Regions from separate parts of the Homo sapiens genome. Here region 2 is linked to region 1. The links are chromatin loops, found by intact Hi-C in ENCODE. Cell type or tissue: Caco-2. All regions are shown on one strand. Links, peaks and the distances in the headings refer to the core of each region. The heading gives the core; the rest is flanking DNA.

The links. Hi-C counts contacts between places; a loop is a spot of excess contacts. Peaks named below come from ENCODE experiments on the same cell type or tissue, not always from the same donor. Only the 100,000 strongest peaks of a DNase experiment are listed, where the experiment ranks them.
Region 2: it touches region 1 in a loop (4-fold over the local background); 2 of 110 quality-filtered maps call a loop at or near these places.

Annotation. Positions count from the first base shown.
Region 1 is chr14:66,926,391-66,937,263 of GRCh38, reverse strand. All of the region lies in intron 8 of GPHN (gephyrin), which reads right to left. Among named protein-coding and RNA genes, the nearest start is that of GARIN2, 260 kb to the left of the region's middle. RefSeq lists an enhancer at 3,054-4,253. In Caco-2, for the core only: no CTCF peak of the experiment used is centred there; a DNase peak (open chromatin) is centred at 4,533.
Region 2 is chr14:67,112,671-67,123,543 of GRCh38, reverse strand. It overlaps GPHN (gephyrin), which reads right to left. Exons shown (of 23, transcript NM_020806.5): 16 at 10,373-10,526; 17 at 1,167-1,288. All of the region lies in intron 2 of LOC105370538 (a long non-coding RNA gene), which reads left to right. Among named protein-coding and RNA genes, the nearest start is that of GARIN2, 71 kb to the left of the region's middle. In Caco-2, for the core only: a CTCF peak has its summit at 5,153 (motif pointing right); no DNase peak of the experiment used is centred there.

The DNA of each region.
Region 1 (10,873 bases), core at 2,612-7,611:
GGGAGGTTGAGGAGGGTGGATTGCTTGAATCCAGGAGTTTGAGACTAGCCTGGGCAACATGATGAAACCCTGTCTTTACAAAAAATACAAAAATTAGCTGGGCATGGTGCTGTGTGCCTGTAGTCCCCAGCTACTTGGGCAGCTGAAGCAGGATAATTGTTTGAGCCTAGAAGGTAGAGGCTGCAGTAAGCTGTGATTGTGCCACTGCACTCCGACATGGGTGACAGCAAGCTCCTGTCTGGAAAAAAAAATTATCTTCACGATTACTAAGATTACTAGAATGCCCTGACTTGTATATCCTTCTGAGTTATCTGTACTTTTCATTGTTTTACACGATTTTACAACTTTGCAAGTTGAAGAAAACTAATAATAATGTAAGTAATGATTCCTGTCCATAGAAATGCAAATAAGTTTAGTCCTGATCAGGAGCAACTACTCATTGGCCTGTATATCTTGCACAAATTTTCTATTTATAAATTCATTCCAGTCTTCATGACTGTTGACATATGTCTGTGTCCTTTCCATTCTTGTTTGAATTGGTGTAACAGCTTACTAGTTCTCTCATTATTTAATAAGTTAAATAAAATCTTTGGCACATATTTATTTTATACTTCTAAGTGTTATAACTCAACCTTTATAAAACTATCTTTTAACATGTATCATACTGTATTCTCCAAAGTATTTCATTATATTGATTTATCTATATATTCTTCTTACTCCACAGATGTTTATAGCTTAAAGCTTTTTTGCTTGGATCAGTAAACTTCCAGAGTAAACACATTCGACATTCGATTGTTTACAATTCTTAGATTGGGCAGTGCATCTTATCACTTAAGTATTTCAAACCATGGTAAAAAATCCCATTTCTTTCTCTTTCTTTTTTTTTTTGAGATGGAGTTTCTCGTCACCCAGGATAGAGTGCAATGGCACAATCTCTGCTCACTGTAACCTCTGCCTCCGGGGTTTAAGTGATTCTCCTGCCTCAGCCTCCCGAGTAGCTGGGATTACAGGTGCCCGCCACCACGCCTGGCTAATTTTTGTACTTTTAGTAGAGACGAGATTTCACTATGTTGGCTAGGCTGGACTCAAACTCCTGACCTCAGGTGATCCGCCCACCTCAGCCTTCCAAAGTGCTGGGATTACAGGCGTGAGCCACCGCACCTGGACCCCAATTCTCATTTTTGAGGAGAGTTTATAATTAGTTTGTCACCTCCCAAAATGTCTTCTTTTACTTTTTCTTTTATGAAAGGTGCTATAGCAGAGTAGTCAAGAATTCCCATCTTAGAATCAGACTGCCTAGACTTGAATACCAGTTCAGCCACTAAGTAGTTCCATGTTCTTAACTACCATGAGCTTCAGATTTCTTACAAGCAAAATGAGGATTTACGTAAAGAGCTGATATATATAAAATGCTTAGAGAATGATTGGTATTCAATTAATATAATTATTTTAATATCTCAAAATCCTCATGGATAAAAGGAAACAATAAAACTGTATATATATAGTTTTAATATATATGTATACATAAACACATGTATACGTGCACATAAACACATGTATACGTATACATGTATACATATAAACACATGTATACGTATACATAAACACACGTATACACATATATGTTAAGTGATTCTCCTGCCTCAGCCTCCCAAGTAGCTGGGATTATAGGTGCCAGCCACCATGCGGTGGTGTATACATGTATATGTACATGTTTGATAAACATAACATACAGCATGTTTGTTTTATATATATATAAAAACACACACATATACATATATATACATATACACATATATATATTCACACACACACATATATATATAATATATATACAAATGATATGGATAAAAATATTGTTTTTTCCGTATCATTTACCAAGAAGAAGTCACCAACTCTTTTTCTTCCCAGGGCAATCAGTAGATGTTCTTTCATACAATACAGCTTAGGGAGCATCATTATTGTTTTGGATTTCTCCAGAAGATTTAATTTCTGTCAGTGAAATGAGATTTCCTATTACAAATCTCCAAGGATAGCTTCCCTCTTTGTCTTAAATTCTTTCTTTGCCTGTTGTTAATATTATTACTTTGAGTTTTGAACCTATCAGTTGCCTTGAGGCTGCAAAGCATAAGTTGTCACCTTCAGATTTGGATCCAGTCTCTCTGAAAATATCTTCATTTATTTTATAAATACAGAGGAGCAGGATTTATTTTCATCCTCTTCCTCCTTTAAGTCACATTTTCCAACCCTCTATCCTCTTGAATCAGGTTTTTTTACTGAAATATGAAACTTCAGGGATTCCTATTTGATACATTTTAGTCATTATTAGGAAAATGTCTTATTTCTTTGATGATACAGTACTTATTCAGGTATATTATAATAGTTAAGATACTTTTTAGTTATGGACAACAGTTATCTCTATTAGCTTATTGGCTCATGTAACCAAAAAGTCAAGCAGTCTGTATAGTTCAAGAAGGGCTTGAATGAGTGGTTCACAAAATGTTACTGGGACCCAGTATCTCTTTTAAACTTCTGTTTCTCAGGATTGTTTCTTATGCTAGTTCCATCATAGCAGGCATTCCATTCACGGTCCCAAGACGTAATTCTTGGGGTTGTATATTTCCTCATTCATGTTCAGCAGGAAACAGAGAATCTGTGTCCCCCAGTAGTTAAATTAAAATATAAGAGATGAAATCCACTGGCTCTGACTGCTTTGAATTACATGATCCTTTAACTAATGACTGTGGCTAGGTGAAATGGGTATGTTGATTATACAGTATTAAGACAACCTACACTGGAGGTTTAATCAATTCCACCCAAACTACATGACTGGGAAATGTGGTACAGTGCTAGGAAGAGGGAATGGAAAATGACTGCTGGACAGACAACGAACAAATGTCAATTACAAGAGGAATTTCTTAAGTCTCTATCTCCTGAAATAGCAAGCTGATTAATTTTGCAATAAGTAGCAATGAGCTCATTAGTAACTACTGAACAGTCAGTACATTGACCAAGTTTCACTTTTTGATTACTAGAAGTAGATAACTGAGTTAGGAAGGTAAAGAAGTAATTTAAAAAAGCAACTCTTCAGCTAGGCTGTGAACTCTTTTTTTTTTTTTTTTTTTGAGACAGAGTCTTGCTCTGTCACCTGGGTTGAAGTGCAGTAGTATGATCACAGCTCACTGCAACCTCAACCTCCTGGGCTCAAGTGATTCTTCCACCTCAGCCTCCCAAGTAGCTGGGACTACAGGCATGTGCCACAACGTCTGGCTAATTTTTTATTTTTCAGTAGAGATGGGGTTTTGCCATGTTGCCCGGGTTGGTCTCAAACTCCTGGGTTTAAGACATCTGCCCACCTCAGCCTCCCAAAGTGCTGGTATTACAGGCATGAGAAACTGCACCCAGGCCCTAGACTGTGAACTTTTTATGGGCTGGAACAACCTGTTTATATTTGTATTCTGAGCAGTGAGGATAGTGTTTGGTACCTTGAAAGAATTCTGCAAATACTTAATTCTTAATTTACAAAGTTTATAAAAATTTCCTCATATATGTCATCTCCTGTACTAAAAATAATAATCTGTTGTGAGATACAGGATAATTATTATTTCCATTTTATAGATGAGAACTGAAGCTTAAATTTTAAGTAACTTGTCCGAATTATTAAGTGGTGAGGTAAGGGCTTATATCCAGGTTTTCCGTCTCTAAATACAAGATTTTAACATTATTCCACATTGCTTCACATGCCTCAGATTGTGACCAGCTGAGGGAAATTGTAATTTTTCTTTCTAATAGGTAATCAGGTGCTCCCTTTCAATATTAATTTTACATAGGTAAAACTTGTAAAAGTAAGCCAAATAGTATATATAGATATTCCAAATGACTGTTCTCACATAGAGGTCTTCTGACACACTGACAACACACCAGGTCATTCAGAACCAGTGGGACTCATTAATAAAGTTAGTGCTAGAGAAGCATTCAAAGTTAACATAACTTCTTCAGAAGCATCAAGGCCTTCTTTTCATTATTTTCTGTTACCTATTTCTTCCTTTTCATTCTACTGTATAGATAGATGCCCAGTCTGAAGAACAACATTATACTCTTTGATATGTTGTTAACTGTCATTTGTCACAGGAAACATAAACATGTGAGTCTACTTATAAAACTGAACATCTGTCAAAAGACCAATTACTATTTACAAAGGACTGTTAAATACCAGCTAATAAATAGTTAATCAATGAGAAAGTCTTCACTGATGCTATATGAGAACATCCAGTTAGAACAGTTTTACAATCATTCTCAACTAGTTCCTCCAAAGAATTAAACCCTAATAATTAACTTATCTCCTATGCATCTAGAATGGTATTAGTTGTGTACAATCCTTGGGAGAACTGAAAAATGGGTCACTCAAATAATTTTTGATGTACTAATCTTAACCTTAGCTCCTGGAGGGCATGTCTAGACTTGCCTTGGGCCAGAAAGGCATTCACTGTCCTGAAGGGAGAGATACAGGCCTCGCAGGACTCACCAGTGGTGACTAAAAAGCCCTTGGGCCTTGAATAAACATCAGTGGCAGCCAAGCGGTAGCTGCCCTGAGCCTAGAGTGATAATGGCCATAGGGAGAGACTTCTGCTTGAGGAAAGGAGAAGGAAAAGTAAAGAGGACTTTGTCTTGCAACCTGGTAAAATAAACACCAAGAAGATTCCTAAAGCCTCCCATCCCAGGCCCTAGCTCTTGGACGGCATTTCTAAACCCACCTTGGGCCAGAAGGGGACCTGCTGCACTGAAAAAAAAAAAAAAAAAAAAAAAAAAAAAAAAAAAACCTGGTCTTGGCAGGATTCCCCACCTGCTGACTAAAGATCCCTTGGTCTTTCAGTAAACACAAGCAGCAGCCAGAAAATAGTTGCCACAGGCCTTGGGCAAGACCCAGTACTGGGCTGGTTTTAGGAGTGACCCAACACAGTACCAGTGGTGGTGGCCACAAGAGTGCTTCCATTAACCCTTCCCCAACTCCAGGCAGTTCAGCATGAAGAGGGAGATTAAGTTTGTTTGGGGAAAAGTAAGGGAAAAGAACAAGACTCTGCCTGGTAATCTAGGGAATTCTCCTGGATCTTATTTAAGACCACCACGGCAGTACCTCTATAAGAGTCAGAGTACCTCTGCAAGACTCACAGCATTACTAGAGTTGGGGTGCCCCCTAATGCACATATGGCCTCAGTGACCAGACTTAGATCACAACATTTAATTCCCTTTGAGTATTTGGAAAGCCTTCCCAAGAAGGATGGGTACAAACAAGCCTAGACTTCAAAGATTAGAATAAATATTCAGATACTGATGAACAGCCACAAGCATGAAGACCATCCACAAAAGCATGGCTTTGCTAAATGAACTAAATAAGGCACCAGTGACCAAGTCTGTAGTAACAGAGATATGTGACCTTTTAGACAGAGAATTAGAAATAGTTGTTTTGAGGAAGCTCAACAAAATGAAAGATAACACAGAGAATGAACTCAGAATCATATCAGATAAATTTAACTAAGAGACTGAAATAATTAAAATCAATCAAGCAGAAATTCTGGAGCTGAAAACTGAATTGACAAACTGAAGAATATACCAGAGTCTTTCAACAGCATAACTGATTAAGCAGAAAAAAATTAGTAAGCTTGAAGACAGGCTATTTGAAAATACAGTCAGAATAGTCAAAAGAAAAAAGAATAAAAAATAATGAAGCACACCTATAGGATCTAGAAAATAGCCTCAAAGGGCAGTAAGAGGTATTGGCCTTAAAGAAAAGGTAGAGAGAGAGAGAGAGACTGAGATCAGGGTAGAAAGGTTATTCAAAGAGATATTAACAAAGATCTTTCAAAACATAGAGAAAGATATCAATATTCAAGTACACGAAGGCTACAGAACACTAAGCAGATTTACCCCAAAGAAGACCACCTCAAGACACTTAATAATCAAGCTCCCAAAGATCAAGGATAAAGAAAGGATCCTAAAAGCATCAAGAGAAAAATAACAGATAACATATAAAGGAGGTCCAATATGTCTGGCAGCAGATTTCTCAGTGGAAACCTTACAGGCTGGGAGAGAATGGCAAATTTTAAACTGCTGAAGGAAAAAAACTTTTATCCTACAAAATTATATCCTGTGAAAATGTCCTTCAAACATGAAGGAGAAATAAAGACCTTCCCAGATAAACAAAAGCTGAGGGGTTTCATCAACACCAGACCTATTTTACAAGAAATGCTAAAGGAAGTTCTTCACTCTGAAATAAAAGAATATTAAAGAGAAATAAGAAATCATCTGAAGGCCCCAAACTCTCTGGTAACAATAAATACACAGACAAACACAGAATATTATACACTGTTAAGTGTGATGTATAAATTACTCATCTCATATCTTGAGTAGGACAACTAAGAGATGATCTAAAAAATAATAACTATAGGCATGGTAGCTCATGCCTGTGATCTAGCACCTAGACAGGGCAAGGTGGGTGGATCGCTTGAGCCCAGGAGTTTGAGACAAGCCTGGGCAAAATAGTGAAACCCTGTCTTTACAAAAAATACAAAAATTAGTTGGTCATGGTGTTGCGTGCCTGTAGTCCCAGCTACTTGGGAGACTGAGATGTGAGGACTGATTTAGCCCAAGAGGCCAAGGCTACACTGAGCCGTGATTATACCATTACACTCCAGCCTGGGCAACACAGTGAGACCCTGTCTCAAAAAAAAAAAAAAAAAACCTACAACTTTTTGAGACATACTATTATAAAATATAGATAGAAAAAATAAAATGTTTAAAACTGGGGGGATGAATTTAAAGTGTAGAGTTTTTATCAGTTGTCTCTTTGCTCTTAACTCCTAGCAATCAAAGTTAAGTTGTCATTGGTTTAAAATAATGGGTTATAAGATAGTATTTGCAAGGCTCATGGTAACCTCAAACCAAAAAACTAACAATAGTTCCACAAAAAATATAAAGTAAGAAATTAAAACATATAACCAGAGAAAAACACTTTCACAAAAAGAAAGACAGGAAGGAAGGAAGAAAGAGAAGACCACAAAGAACTAGAAAAAAACAAAACAAAACAAATAATAAAATGGCAATAGTAAGTCCTTACTTATCAATAATAACACTGAATGTAAATGAACTTAACTCTCCAATCAAAAGACACAGAATGGCTGAATGGATTAGAAAACAAGACCTAACAATCTGTTGGTCACAAGAAACACACTTCACTTATAAAAACACACACAGACGGCCGGGCGCGGTGGCTCACGCCTGTAATCCCAGGACTTTGGGAGGCCGAGGCGGGCGGATCATGTGGTCAGGAGATCGAGACCATCTTGGCTAACACGGTGAAACCCCGTCTCTACTAAAAATACAAAAAATTAGCCGGGCGTGGTGGCGGGCGCCTGTAATCCCAGCTACTCAGGAGGCTGAGGCAGGAGAATGGCGTGAACCCGGGAGGCAGAGACTGCAGTGAGCCAAGATAGCGCCACTGCAGTCCGGCCTGGGCGAAAGAGTGACACTCCATCTCAAAAAAGAAAAAAAGAAAAAAAAAAAGCACACACAGACTGAGAATAAAGGGATGGAAAAAGATATACCATGCAAGTGGAAACCCAAAAAGAGTAGCAGTAGCTATACTTAGATCAGAAAAAATAGATTTTAAGACAAACACTATAAAAAGAGACAAGGAAGGTCATTTTATAATGATAAAGGAATCAATTCAGCAAGAGGATATGACAATTGTAAACATATATGCAACCAACACCAGAGCATCCAGACATATAAAACAAATATTATTATATTATTAGAACTAAAGAGAGAGACAGACCCTAATATGCCAATAGCTGGAGACTTCAACACCCCACTTTAAACATTGGACAGATTCTCCAGACAGAAAATTAATAAAGAAACATTGAGGCTGGGCGTGGTAGCTCAGGCCTGTAATTCCAGCACTTTGGGAGGCGGATCGCTTGAGGTCCAGGAGTTCGAGATCAGCCTGGCCAACATGGTGAAACCCCCTCTCTACTAAACACAAAAATTAGCTGGGCACGGTGGCGCGTGCCTGTAATCCCAGCTACTCGGGAAGCTGAAGCAGGAGAATCGCTTGAACCTTGGAGGTAGAGGTTGCAGTGAGCTGAGAATGCCCCACTGTACTCTAGCTTGGGCAACAAAGCAAGACTCTATCTTAAAAAAAAAAAAAAAAAAAGAAACATTGGACTTAATCTCTATTACAGATCAAATAGATCTAATAGATACTTATGGAATATTTCATCCAATGGCTGCAGAATACACATTCTTCTCCTCAGCACACGAATCATTCTCAAGGACAGACGATATGTTAGGCCACAAAACAAGTCTTTAAAAAAACTGAAATCATATGTATCTTATCTAACCCACAACAGCATAAAACTAGAAATCAATAAAAAAAACTTTGGAAATGATACAAACATACGGAAATTAAACAATATGCTCCTGAAAGACCAGTGGGTCACTGAAGACATTAAGAAGCAAATTAATAATGTCTTGAAGCAAATGAATATGGAAACACAAAACACCAAAACCTATGGGATAGGCAAAACAGTACTAAGAGGAAAGTTTATACCAATAAGCACCTACATCAAAAAAGTAGAAAAACTACAAATAAACAACCTAATGACACATGATAAAGAACTAGAAAAGCTAGAGAAAATCAAGCCCAAATTAGTAGAAGAACAGAAATAAAGATCAGAGCAGCAATAAATGAAATTAAGACAAACAAAAAACAGTACAAAAGATCAACAAAATGAAAAGTTGTTTTTCTAAGAAAGATAAACAAAATTGCCAAATCTTTAGCCAAAGAAGAAAAGAGAGAATACCCAAATAAATAAAATCAGAGATGAAAAAGGAGACATCATGATTATACCACAAAAATTCAAAGTATCATTACAGACTACTATGAGCAACTATATGCCAATAAGTTGGAAAACCTAGAAGTAGTGGATAAATTCCTAGATGCATACAACCTACCAAGATTGAACCATGAAGAAATCCAAAACCTGAATACAGCAATAAGTAATGAGATTGAAGCCATAATAAAAAGTCTCCCAGCAAAGAAAAGAACCAATACCTTCACTGCTGAAGTCTACAAAATATTTAAAGAAGAACCGATACCAATCCTACTCAAACTATTCTGAAAAATAGAGAAGGAAGGAATACTTCTATACTCATTCTACAAGGTCAGTATTACCCTGATACTAAAACCAGACAAAGACACATCATAAAAAGAAAACTACAGGCCAATATCTGATTAACATTGATGTAAAAATCCTCAACAAAATGCTAGTACACCAAATTCAGAAACACATTAAAAACATCATTCATCATGACCAAGTGCGATTCATCCCAGGGATGGAAGGATGGTTCAACATAGGCAAATCAATCAATGTGATACATCATATCTACAGAATGAATGACAAAAACCGTATGATCACTTCACTTGATGCTGAAAAAGCATTTGACGAAATTCAATTGCTTCATGATAAAAACCCTAAAAAAACTGGGTATAGAAGGAACGTTCCTCAACATAATAAAAGCTATATGCAACAGACCCACATCTAGTATCATACTGAATGGGGAAAAACTGAAAGCATTTCCTCTAAGATCTGGAACATGACAAAGATGCTCACTTTTACCACTGTTATTCAACATAGCATTGGAAGTGCTAGCTAGAGCAGTCAGACAACAGAAAGATATAAACAGCACCCAAATTGGAAAGGAAGAGATCAAATTATCCTGGTTTGCTGATGATACAATATTTGGAAAAACCTAAGACTCCAACAAAAAACCATTAGAACTAATAAGCAAATTCAGTAAAGTGGCAGGATACAAAATCAACAAACAAAAATTAGTAGCATATCTTTTTTTTTTTTTTTTGAGATGGAGTCTTGCTCCATCACGCAGGCTGAAGTGCAGTGGCACGATCTTAGCTCACTGCAACCTCCACCTCCCAGGTTCAAGCAATTCTCCTGTCTCAGCCTCCTGAGTAGCTGGGACTACAGGGGCCTGCCACCACACCAGGCTAATTTTTGTATTTTTAGTAGAGACGGGGTTTCACCTTGTCGGTTAGGCTGGTCTCGAACTCTTGACCTTAGGTGATCCAACCACCTCAGCCTCCCAAAGTGCTTACATGTGTAAGCCACCACGCCTGGCCAATTAGCAGCATTTCTATATGCCAACAGTGAACAATATGAAAAAGAAATTAAGAAAGTAATCCCATTTACAATAGCTACAAAGAAAACACATAGGAATAAATTTAACCAAAGAAGTAAAAGATTTCTATGATGAAGTATAAAACATTTTTGCAAGAAATTGAAGTGGACACACACAAAAAGGAAAGACATTCCGTATTCATGGATTGGAAGAATCAATATCGTTAAAATGTCCATACTTCCCAAAGCAATCTATGGACTCAATGCAATCCCTATCAAAATACCTTCACAGAAACAGAAAAAATAATCATAACATTTATATGGAACCACAAAAGACCTAGAATAACCAAAGCTATCCTAAGCAAAAATAAAAACAAAACTGGAAGAATCACACTACCTGACTTCAAATTATACTACAGAGCTATAGTAGCTAATACATCATGGTACTGGCATAAAAACAGATACATAGACCAATGGAATAGAATAGAGAACCTAGAAACAAATCCATATAAGTACAGTAAGCTCATTTTGACAAAGGGGTCAAGAACATACATTGGGGAAAGGACAGTCTCTTCAATAAATGGTGCTGGGAAAACTGGATATCCATATGCAGATTATTAAAACTAGACACCTATCTCTTGCCATATATAAAAAATCAAATCAAAATGGATTAAAGACTTACA
Region 2 (10,873 bases), core at 2,770-7,769, 190 kb before region 1:
CCACCACACCTAGGCAATTTTTCTATTTTGTAGTAGAGATGGGGTTTCTCCATGTTAGTCAGACTGGTCTCCAACTCCTGGCCTCAAGTGATCCACCCGCCTTGGCCTTCCAAAGTGCTGGGATTACAGGCGTGAGCCACTGTGCCTGGCCTGGACAAGCTTAGGTTAGACTATGTCCAGTGTGAGCCTAAGATAAAGTTCACAGCATGCCTTGTCAGATCCTACCTTGTGAATGGTAGGTCAGAACCTCTTCAAAAGCACATCTGAGTTTTGGGAAAGTACTCAACATAAGGGAAGAAGGATCCATGCTTAATGAGGTCTACACAGTGATGAGGTAGTGATAAGAGAGAAAGGGGATTATGGGTGATAGATACATCATGAGTATTTATCACTCAGATCTGTCTCTGAGCCTTGTCTCCATTGGGTTGATATTTGAGTATTACTAAAAGCAGGTGTAGCTCTAGTGAAATGGAAAGGGTGACTTTTGAAAGACAGCCAGGCAGCAGTGTTGCATGATACTAGGATGTTTAGAAAGTGTAGACTTGCTTTTGATCACACATGAGACAGCACTGGAGATTCACAGAAATACTTAGAAAACTTAGCAGAGGGCTGAGTTAATTCAGTAGATGGGGGTAATAGGCTCTTAAAAATTGAGTAATTATAGTCATTGTGCTTCCCTTTGTACTTTCAAGTAGGTAAAGCCTGGAGAAACAGGTTACATAAAGACACAAAAATCAATATAGAAGTCCTAGAAAAAAATTGTACTTAAATTTCAAAGAATTAGGTAGTGCTACTTTTGACAATCTCTCTTTCTCTTCTTACCTATGCTTTTCCTGTCTTTCTTGAAAGAAGTAAAAATGTGCATCAGAATAATGCCATCACTGTTAGCTCCATTGGGATAAAACCAAAACTATTACAAAAACATCCTTTGAAACCTAACATACTACAGGAAAGTAAAGTATTTCTCTTGTTTTCAGAGACATTCCAAGAAATCTTTATCTCTAAAGGACATAGATACCTCAATATTCTTTGGCTTCTGAAGAATGAGATAAGTGAAAATTATGACATTAAATTTCTGTCTCTTTAGCAGCAACTCCACCTAATGAGTATTCCAAAAACTCGTATTTGTACAATACAAACTTTTCAGAATGACATCAAATACTTACTTGTCTCCTACAATACCCAAGTTGATCGTGGGGTAACCATGTTCCTGAATTGTTGCTAGAAGAGTTGAACGATTGCTGTCTCGAATCTTCCCTGGTAAGAGGTCATCTTCAGGATTTAGCAGCTACAAAGCCAAAAAACCACCACAAATTATTCTATTAGGTTAATGTTGCATATTTCTAATGAAAAAAAAATCTACTAAACTGAGTTTAGCATATCTAGCACCTACAATGGTATCTGGCATTTTGAAGGTGAATGCCCAAAGGATCTTTAAATAAATATTGAAAGTATAGGAGGATGAGAAAATGTTCCTATGGAAGTCAAAAAACACTCTGAAATTTCACTGGCGATTGAACTGCATGCAAAATATCCCACCAGGTTGGGCTCCAATTTGATAATAATGCTCTGGAGATACTGGCCAAACTAAATAAAACAATTATCTTTTTTTCTCCCAATATTATTTTCCAATTTGTCTTCCATTGGGAATATTTGAGGTATAGATTGTGTGACATGATATCCTTAAGTCTGAACAGAATAATAGTTTATCTTTTCTTTCAAACTTTTTTGTCTCTTTTCTGAAGTGGGGTCAACAGTATCAAAGAAGCTAAGCTTATGTGAAGGAGAGGAAGACAGATGTTTTGTCTCTGATACTAGCAAACTTAAGTAATACTTAGCTACATGTATGCACAATTCCATTATTCTGAACTGAATTAATCTTTAGAGATTTAATATCTACTATGTCTACGAAGAAAATTAACGAAGCTTATTCTACCTTAGGATGTTCCAATGAGGTAGTCAGATTGTAGAGTAGGAAGAGCTTTGGATTCCAACAGGGTTCAAATTCAAGTTGACAAAATTCTTTGTCGTAATTTTCTCATTTATAAAATATAGTAATAATAACTACCTTGCAAGGTAATTGTTAGGAGTGAGATAATGAACATTCAGTTTATGCAGATAAATGTACAATAAATGTGATTCTCTTTCCTTTCTTTATGACATATGACGTCAAAGGATCACCTACTTTCCTCCCAATTGTTCTCATATTGTTACCCCTAGATGCTAGTACAGATGACATCAGTTTATAATGTGAACATAGACTATTAGATTATAAAATACCTAAGAGTAGGGGGTCCTTCACATACACAGATACATTCTTACAACAATTTATGTATCAGTTTTAAGATATGCTTTGATTTCAGAAATTATAAAGTAAAAAAAGAAGTACTTACTTGAAGTGAGAAAACCTGGACTATTATTTTAGGAGGTTAAAGGCAAGCCTGCACATTTAAGATGTTTTAGCTACTAATATGGCCAACACCAGAGCTTATTATATGAATTCTCCCAGACAATAACCACAAGTCCTAATCTTCCTTCAGACTCATTAGTGATAGTATGTGGCCAGATTTTTGACTTTATATTGGAAAAGTAGTAGCTTTGCAACCAACTGTCCCCTTACAATAGGCTACAGGAAAACTGTGACCATCTTATTCAGTGTCACCAGGGAGTCTTCCCTTCGAATACTTACTAATTTAACTTAATCAGATGCCATGTGACATTGTAACCCACTTTCATTCTTACTCCCTGGCAGTACTTGGAAAATTGCTACTGCAATGCTAACATAGATTAATTTTCTGATCTTAATTAACACAGTTATTAAAGTGATTATAATTTTATAAGGGGCAAGGCTTGCAGCTCTTTAACTCCATTAATCAAACTAGTTGCTTTAGAAAGAAAAATGTGTGATTATATCATTTTTTTCAAAGCAGGGTATTGACCACGAACTAAGTAAGATTCCTCTGTTATCAGGGTGTTTTCTTTGCTATTTATGTTCCTCTCTGTTATTTTGCTGCAAACAGTTCCAGAAATAACGGAAAATTAGAGATCACTGGAGAACCCATTATTTGTCTGTAAAACTGACATAACGAAAAAATAGCTAGTTAAATGAGGGTGTGGGATTTACAGTGTATTTTAAATAATTTCAAATAAAACAATACAGAATTAAATGGAAGAGTATAAGGCTAAATATACTAGAATAAACTCACAATTTTTCCTTTTAAAACTGAATCTTATTTTCTGTTATACTTCCAGTCATCTTGGGAATGATGTCTGAAATTTATTACAGTTTCAAAAGAAAAAAATATGAGGTAAAACAAAACATAACCCATCATCTCCATATCAAGTCACCAAGTTCAATTTCCCATTTTTGGTATTATCAATGGTACCACTATCTTCCCACCTCTTTTTTTTTTTTTTTGAGATGGAGTCTTATTCTGTTGCACAGGCTGGAATGCAGTGGCGCAATCTCAGCTCACTGCAACCTCCACCCCCTGGGTTCAAGCGATCTTCCTACCACAGCTTCCTATCTGGGACTACAGGCGCACACTACCATGCCTGGCTAATGTTTGCATTTTTAGTAGAGACGGGGGTTTGCCATGTTGGCCAGGCTGGTCTTGAACTCCTGACCCCAAGTGATTCACCTGCCTCAGCCTCCCAAAGTGCTTGGATTAGAGGTGTGAGCCACCATACCTGGCCACTATCTTCCCACTTTTTAAACATTAAACTTTTTTGTTGTTGTTTGTTTTTGTTTTTGAGACAGCATCAAGCTCTTGTTGCCCAGGCTGGAGTGCAATGGCGTGATCTCGGCTCACTGCAACCTCTGCCTCGTGGGTTCAAGCGAGTCTCCTGCCTCAGCCTCCCGAGTAGCTGGGATTACAGGCATGCGCCACCACGCCCGGCTAATTTTGTATTTTTAGTAGAGATGGTGTTTCTCTACTGTTGGTCAGGCTGGTCTCAAACTCCTGACCTCAGGTGATCCGCCCACCTCGGCCTCCCAAAGTGCTGGGATTACAGGCGTGAGCCACTGCGCCTGGCCTAAACATTTAACTTTGTTTTCCCCTTTGTAGCCCACTCTTCCCAAAAGCCTCAATCATTAAGAATATTCTAATCCATCTCTTCCTTGACCCTACATTTTCATTCACTCTTTTACTACCTCCCAAAACAATTCTAGACATTCATTACATTATGTCTGAATTTCTGTGAAAGCCTTATAATTGGCTGCCTTGCCTACAAACTATTTCCTTCTGAGAAATAAAACAGAAACATCAACTTGCAAAACTATACCATTATTTGCATAACAGCTAAACTGTACCAAACCAGGACATGTAACTTGAAATAAATTGTTTTTAACACAAGCTTGTTCAGATCCATATACTTTAAGATAAGATCATGGACAACTTGTTTTAACAGTAGTTCCACATGGATTCATATGCTCTGAAGATAAGACTGACTGTGATCCACCAATTCACCTATTTTACAAATTCCGACCAATCTCTGCTCGGACTTTGCTTAATAACTTCTACCTTAAAACTATCCCATGGCCAACCCTAGTCCTCAAAATCCTATAAATACCCTCATAAAAATCTTATGACTTCCCAGTTGTGAAACACCACTGAGACTCTGTTGAAGGGTAGCAGAATATACTACCCCAAAATATGCCAGCATAACAAATATTTTTTAGCCGAAGGCACTTGAGAAGAAAAATATAAGAAACGCTCTCTGCTTTTCTCCTGTTTGCCTAAAAGTAGGACATAAATTAAGAAAGGTAACTCCCCCCGCGACCCCTGGAGGGATGAATCTTTTTTTTTTTTTGAGACGGAGTCTCGCTCTGTCGCCCTGGCTGTAGTGAGTGCAGTGATGCGATCTCGGCTCACTGCAAGCTCCGCCTCCCGGGTTCACGCCATTCTCCTGCCTCAGCCTCCCGAGTAGCTGGGATTACAGGCCCTCGCCACCACACCCGGCTAATTTTTTTGTATTTTTAGTAGAGTAGGGGTTTCACCGTGTGTTAGCCAAGATGGTCTCAATTTCCTGACCTTGTGATCCACCCGCCTAGGCTTCCCAAAGTGCTTGAATTACAGGCGTGAGCCACCGCGCCTGGCCCGAGGGATAAATCTTTGGACACTTATCAGCCTGCAGATGGCGCCAGAGGAATTTATATATCAAACTTTATTAACTAGCCTTTAATCTATCATTAGTTTCCCATATATTTGCCTTCCCACAAATTGCCGGCCCTAGAGACTCAAGGTCCTTTGTCTCATCACTTCTCTAAGAATGTACTGTTCTTTGCTGAAGATGCTATTTAAGCCAGACTTCTCAGCCATCACTTTAGGAGTTACTAATTTTCCCTTGGGTATGTCCCATATATACACGAGGTATACATGTTAACTAACTTCTCTTTTTTTCTTGTTAATCTATCGTTTATAGAGGTCCCAGGTAAGAACTCACAAGGGTAGAGGAAAAATTATTTTTCCCTCCCCAACATTGTCAAGGTGATGTTTTCTTTTTCTCAGAAACTTTAATATAACCATTTTGTATGATCAACAGGTTTCCCTGGTGGTCTTTGTATTAGGATTTTGGTATTATGAAAATCCTACCAAGACTTAGGCAGGAACTCTTGCCACCAGTTATATTATTGGTTATACTGTATTTCAGTGAGGTCTCTTCTGCCTTTTTGCTTGGGCAGATTCCTTGTCTATGATGCTTAGATTAACTCCAGCCCTTGTTTTGAGGTCTGATCGTTTTTTTGCTGAACTCCCAAAGACAGCTGATATTGTTTTTGTTATAAGGTTTCCAGAATTGTTTGGTTATCTGATTGGATTTATACTAATTTTTGTTTTTCTTAGTAAAGATTTGAAACTGGCCATCCTATCTGTCAGTTGGCCACATTGTTGTGTGCCTATAAGAACTTTTCTTAGTTTTGTCTATGAGAAACTGGCTTTGGGAGAGATTTCCTCTCTACCCATTCTAGCTTGTTAGGTTTCAGGGTTAGCTGCCAGGGGTTCAACCTTTACTGTTGAGGACTTTAGGTACAATATTTAAGTGCTATTTTTCCCTTTTGAATGACCAGTAGCTAATGAATTCATGGGTTCATTTAATAATAAACTTGCACTATCTCCAGGCATAACTCTGGCTTCTGTTTTCTCTTTCACACATTTATCTTTCTAAAAAGCATAATTTCATCAAGGACAACCTGGAATTGCAGTGGTCATTTTGAAGTACTTTTGATATGACTACAATTATTCACTTGAAAGTACTTTTAAAGACTTAATTAATCCTATAGTCTTGATGGAATTATCAAGTGCCCAAGATACTATTTGAACTGGTTGTAATGACTTCCTTTCTTTCTCATGTATTGAAATGGGTTTGCTTGCATTTAAGGCTTTCCCACTCTTTGCAAAGAGAAGGTGATTTGACTTTTATAGTGGTCAGTAACTCTTTACATATTTGTGGTAATCATCTCACTTTCTTTCTCTGTCTTCTAGAAAACTTAATCTATTAATTGATCAAAACTCAATTCTTGTTATTATGGATACACCCAGATAGTTCAGATACATAGGTCTAACACAAAAAGAGGGAGAAAAGTCAATGAGCTCTCATGAAGAATGTTCCTGTTGCAAATAGCTTTTAACACAACTCTGGGGAAAAAAAGGTTTAACTGATCGTTAAGCTAATTGCCTGGCTTACTAGGTTACAAGATAAGAAGGGAAGAGAAACATTTAGATCTTTTAAACAATTTAAGGAGTCTTTAAGAATTTGGTTTAGAAATACAGAGGTTTACAAATTGTATTAGAAAATAATTAATATAATATTTCCATTAAGATGACTCTGGACAGATTTGATTGGCTTAAAACCTGTCCTGTGAAGTGGCTATGGTAGCATAAGCCTGTAGTCTCAGCTACTTGGGAAGCTGAGGTGGGAGGATCACTTGAGCTTAGGAGTTTAAGGCCAGTCTGGGCAAAATGGCGAGACTCTTTCTTTCTTTTTTGGATTATGAATGAGTTTTCTTTTTCTATTTTTTAAACATTTTTCATTTCAATAGATTTTTGGGGAACAGGTGGTATCTGGTTACATGAATAATTTATTTAGTGGTAATTAGTGAGATTTTGGTGCACCCATCTCCTAAGCAGTCCTGCCCTGCCCTCCCCTCCTTTCCTTGTTTCTTTTCTTTTCTCTCTTTTCTTTTTGCTTCCCCTTCCCCTTTTTCTTTTCCTTCTGTTTCTTTCTTTCTTTTTCTTTCTTTCTTTCTTTTTCTTTTCTTTCTTTCTTTTTCTTTTCTTTCTTTGTCTCACTCTGTTTCCCAGGCTGTAGTACAGTGGAATGGTCATTGCGCACTGTAACCTCTGCCTCAGCCTCCTGAGTAGCAGACACTACAGGGGCATAGCATCATGCCTGGCTTGTATTTTTTGTAGAGACAGGGTTTTGCCATGTTGCCCAGGCTGGTCTCAAACTCCTAGCCTCAAGTGATCTACCCATCTCGGCCTCCCAAAGTGCTGGGATTACAGACATGAATCACCACAGGTTGCATATCTAAATTTTAATATGCACAGTTTGTTGAAATCAACGAATACAGAAATCAGCTATTCCATGTTAGCTATAGTTGATAACTCTATATCCCCAATTTTGAAATAATTTGCTGGTCCTTAACAAGCTCATACAGTAATAAAATACTGGGGCAAGTTTTAGAGTATACATAGACATCTTGTACGGCACTCTTTGGGTTGCCAAGGCAACTGTCCTGCTTACCAATATGTCATATGAGATTCAAGAAGTGGACATATGTGAAACCATATATATCTTTTTTTTTTTTTTGAGATGGAGTCTCTCTCTCTCACCCAGGCTGGAGTGCCGTGGCACGATCTCAGCTCACTGCAACCTCCGCCTCCCGGGTTCAAGCAATTCTTCTGCCTCAGCCTCCCAAGTAGTTGTGACTACAGGCATGTGCCATCACACCCAGCTAATTTTTTTGTATTTTTAGTACAGACAGGGTTTCACCATGTTGGTCAGTCTGGTCTCGAACTCCTGACCTCAAGCGATCCTCCCGCCTTGGCCTCCCAAAGTGCTGGGATTACAGGTGTGAGCAACCATGCCCGGCCTGAAACCATATGTATCAAAGGAAACTAAAACCAATACTTAAGGAAAGTTTGTACTGTGACTGGGTAAATTATGGCCTTGCTACATTAAGTGCAATTTCTTTTGCCCTCTCTGAAAATAGGTAATTTTTTTTTTGCTATTGTTTTCTAGGTATCTGAGAATTTCAAGCCTTCTGGAGAGATAATATGCTTTATTTATCTCTTTTTTTTTTATCACCAATTTCCAGTAAAGTGCCTGGCACAGAGGTACCCAATTATCTGCTGAACAAAACTAAACTATATGATCATAGAGTCATAATAAAAACTAACTTTGAATAAGAGAAAGGGAGGAATGTTGAGCTATATGGAACCAGAGATAATATAATTTAGAAGCATTATTCTCTTGGAAAACTGTGGTATAGTTTAGTATAGCAGGTCTGTTAAAGTAGGGGAATAAGTCATGTAGAATTAGTCAAAGCTTCTTCAAGAGTAATAAGCTCTGTGGGGGCAGGGAACTAAGACTACAAACTCTTCCCTAGATTTCATGATATAATACCATCTCTATTCTCACCCCATTACCTTAGCCTACTTCCAGTAAATAGTTTTAATTGAGTGTAAAAGGTAGCTTAAACAAAACACTAACAATATACTCTGTGGATAATTGAGAGGATGAGTCCAGACCTACAAAAGCATGAGAGAGAAATATAAGCAATATCGCTTAAACAGAGTTTCCTATTAACTAAATAGTTATTATGAGTGTGTTAATTCTTATTTTACTTTATTGTGAGATAGGGTCTCACTCTGTCACCCAGGCTAAAGTGCAGTAGTGCCATCATAGCTCACTGCAGCCTTGAATTCTTGAGCTCAAGTGATCCTCCCACCTCAGCCTCCTCAGTAGCTAGGACTATAGGCATGTGCTACCATGCATAGCTATTTTTAATTTTTTAGTAGAGGCAGGGTCCCGCTATGTTGCCCAGGCTGGTTTTGAACTCCTAGCCTCAATTGATCCCCCTGCTTCAGCCTCCCTAAATGCTGGGATTACAGGAATAAGCCACCATGCCTGGTCCATGAGTGTGCTACTGTTTAGCTTTCTCAAACTCCATGAACTTACTTGTTGCACAAAGCATGTAAGTATATCATAAAAAAGAATAGTTCACTGAGTCAACCAGTTTAACAAAAATTTATTTCTGATGCTATATATAGTGTTATTTGGTTCTAAGGATATTAAAATCATTACTATGTAGATCAAATTGAAAAGAATGTTTTTTGTCAATCAATAGTTTTTGGAAATGACTAGTGCATATATACTGGGAAGTAAGCACATCTGGAATGTTGATTTAGCTATCTATTTGCAAAATAAAACAGTCTATTCTTTTGCTTTAACCAAAAGGACTATAATGTCATAAAAAGACCTCTGAAAATTTTCATTTCCAAGACTTCAAGAAATTAAAAATAATGATGGGTTTATTTTCAGAACAAAGAGATTTTTAAAAAATCCCGCTAATCTTTTCTTTAATAGTAAGGTCAAAGGAATTATTAATACTTTTAAAAATCTCAATAGTTTCTGATTCTTTTATAAGGTTTTGAGTTTCCAGCAGATTCACTTTTTAGTATTCTCCATTTGACCTTGGAGCTTCTGACTGAAGTTTTGCACAACCTAAGCAAAACAAGCAATAGGAAGTTTTTCAAGAGTTCTCAGAAAGAGATGGACTAAATTCTCTTTTCTAAATCAGGAATGAAAAGACATTTTGACCCATTCTAAATATCATGCCACTAGAGATGCTATCTTTAGGGAGAGAGAGAGGAAAAAAAAAACCTGATTATCAAATCCCTCTTAGTGATTAAAGATCAAATGGAACTTTTCACAAGAAGTGCTAGCCATGATGTCCTGATTCATTGATACTTCCCACACAGAAGTAGCTCATCATTTCAGCAGCAGGATGGGCACAATTCATTGTCTAAACAGAAACAGTACTGAGTTTGTATAGTTTAATATCTATAGCTAGCAGCTAAAGTTTTTTGCTTATGTGTACTGACTTTGTGGAAAGGCCATTGGTTATAATATTTCATTCTAATAGAAGAGAACATTTCATAATACATAATTTTTACTAGTTCTTCTTTGTTCTCATATTCTGAACTTGAAACTATCCTAAAGCCAATTTATTGTTTCCCTGTTATAAGAATGTGGATCCACTGGTATGATCTATAATCTACAACATTCTATTTACAACACAGAACATATGTCAGAAATACCTTTATCTTATGGGCCCTCTCCCCACTCCCTCCATTTTTATTTTTAATACCTCATTCCCTGTTGACATGACTGCAACCACTGGAAACTTATTAACTTCAACCTCTGTGACACCTACAGTTGCCAGAAGACCAATCTCTGAGGGGCCCATGTGGGTTCCTTTGGCCAAAACACATTCCCCTCTTTTAATGTCATGGCCGATGGGTCTGAAAGTCAAAGCAGAACCATAAGCAGTGTGATTAGAGAACAACATTTTCTCAACTCAGAGGGAAACTTTAGTGTCAAAAAAGGACATTCAAGAAGACAAAAAAGTCTAGAAATAAAGTAGTAGGAAAACAATGAATTGAAGGGATTCTAAAAATCCTATGCTTTTTTAATTTTAAAAGTTAAATCACACAACAGAAAACAGAAATAGGATTTGAATGTATTACTGCTAAAGAAAAACATGTTACTTCATATTTGAAATTTTTTTTCATGAGTACCTGTGAATAAAATTACTTTACAAATTGTTTTATGTTACATTATAGTAAAAATACCAATTGTAAACTTTCTT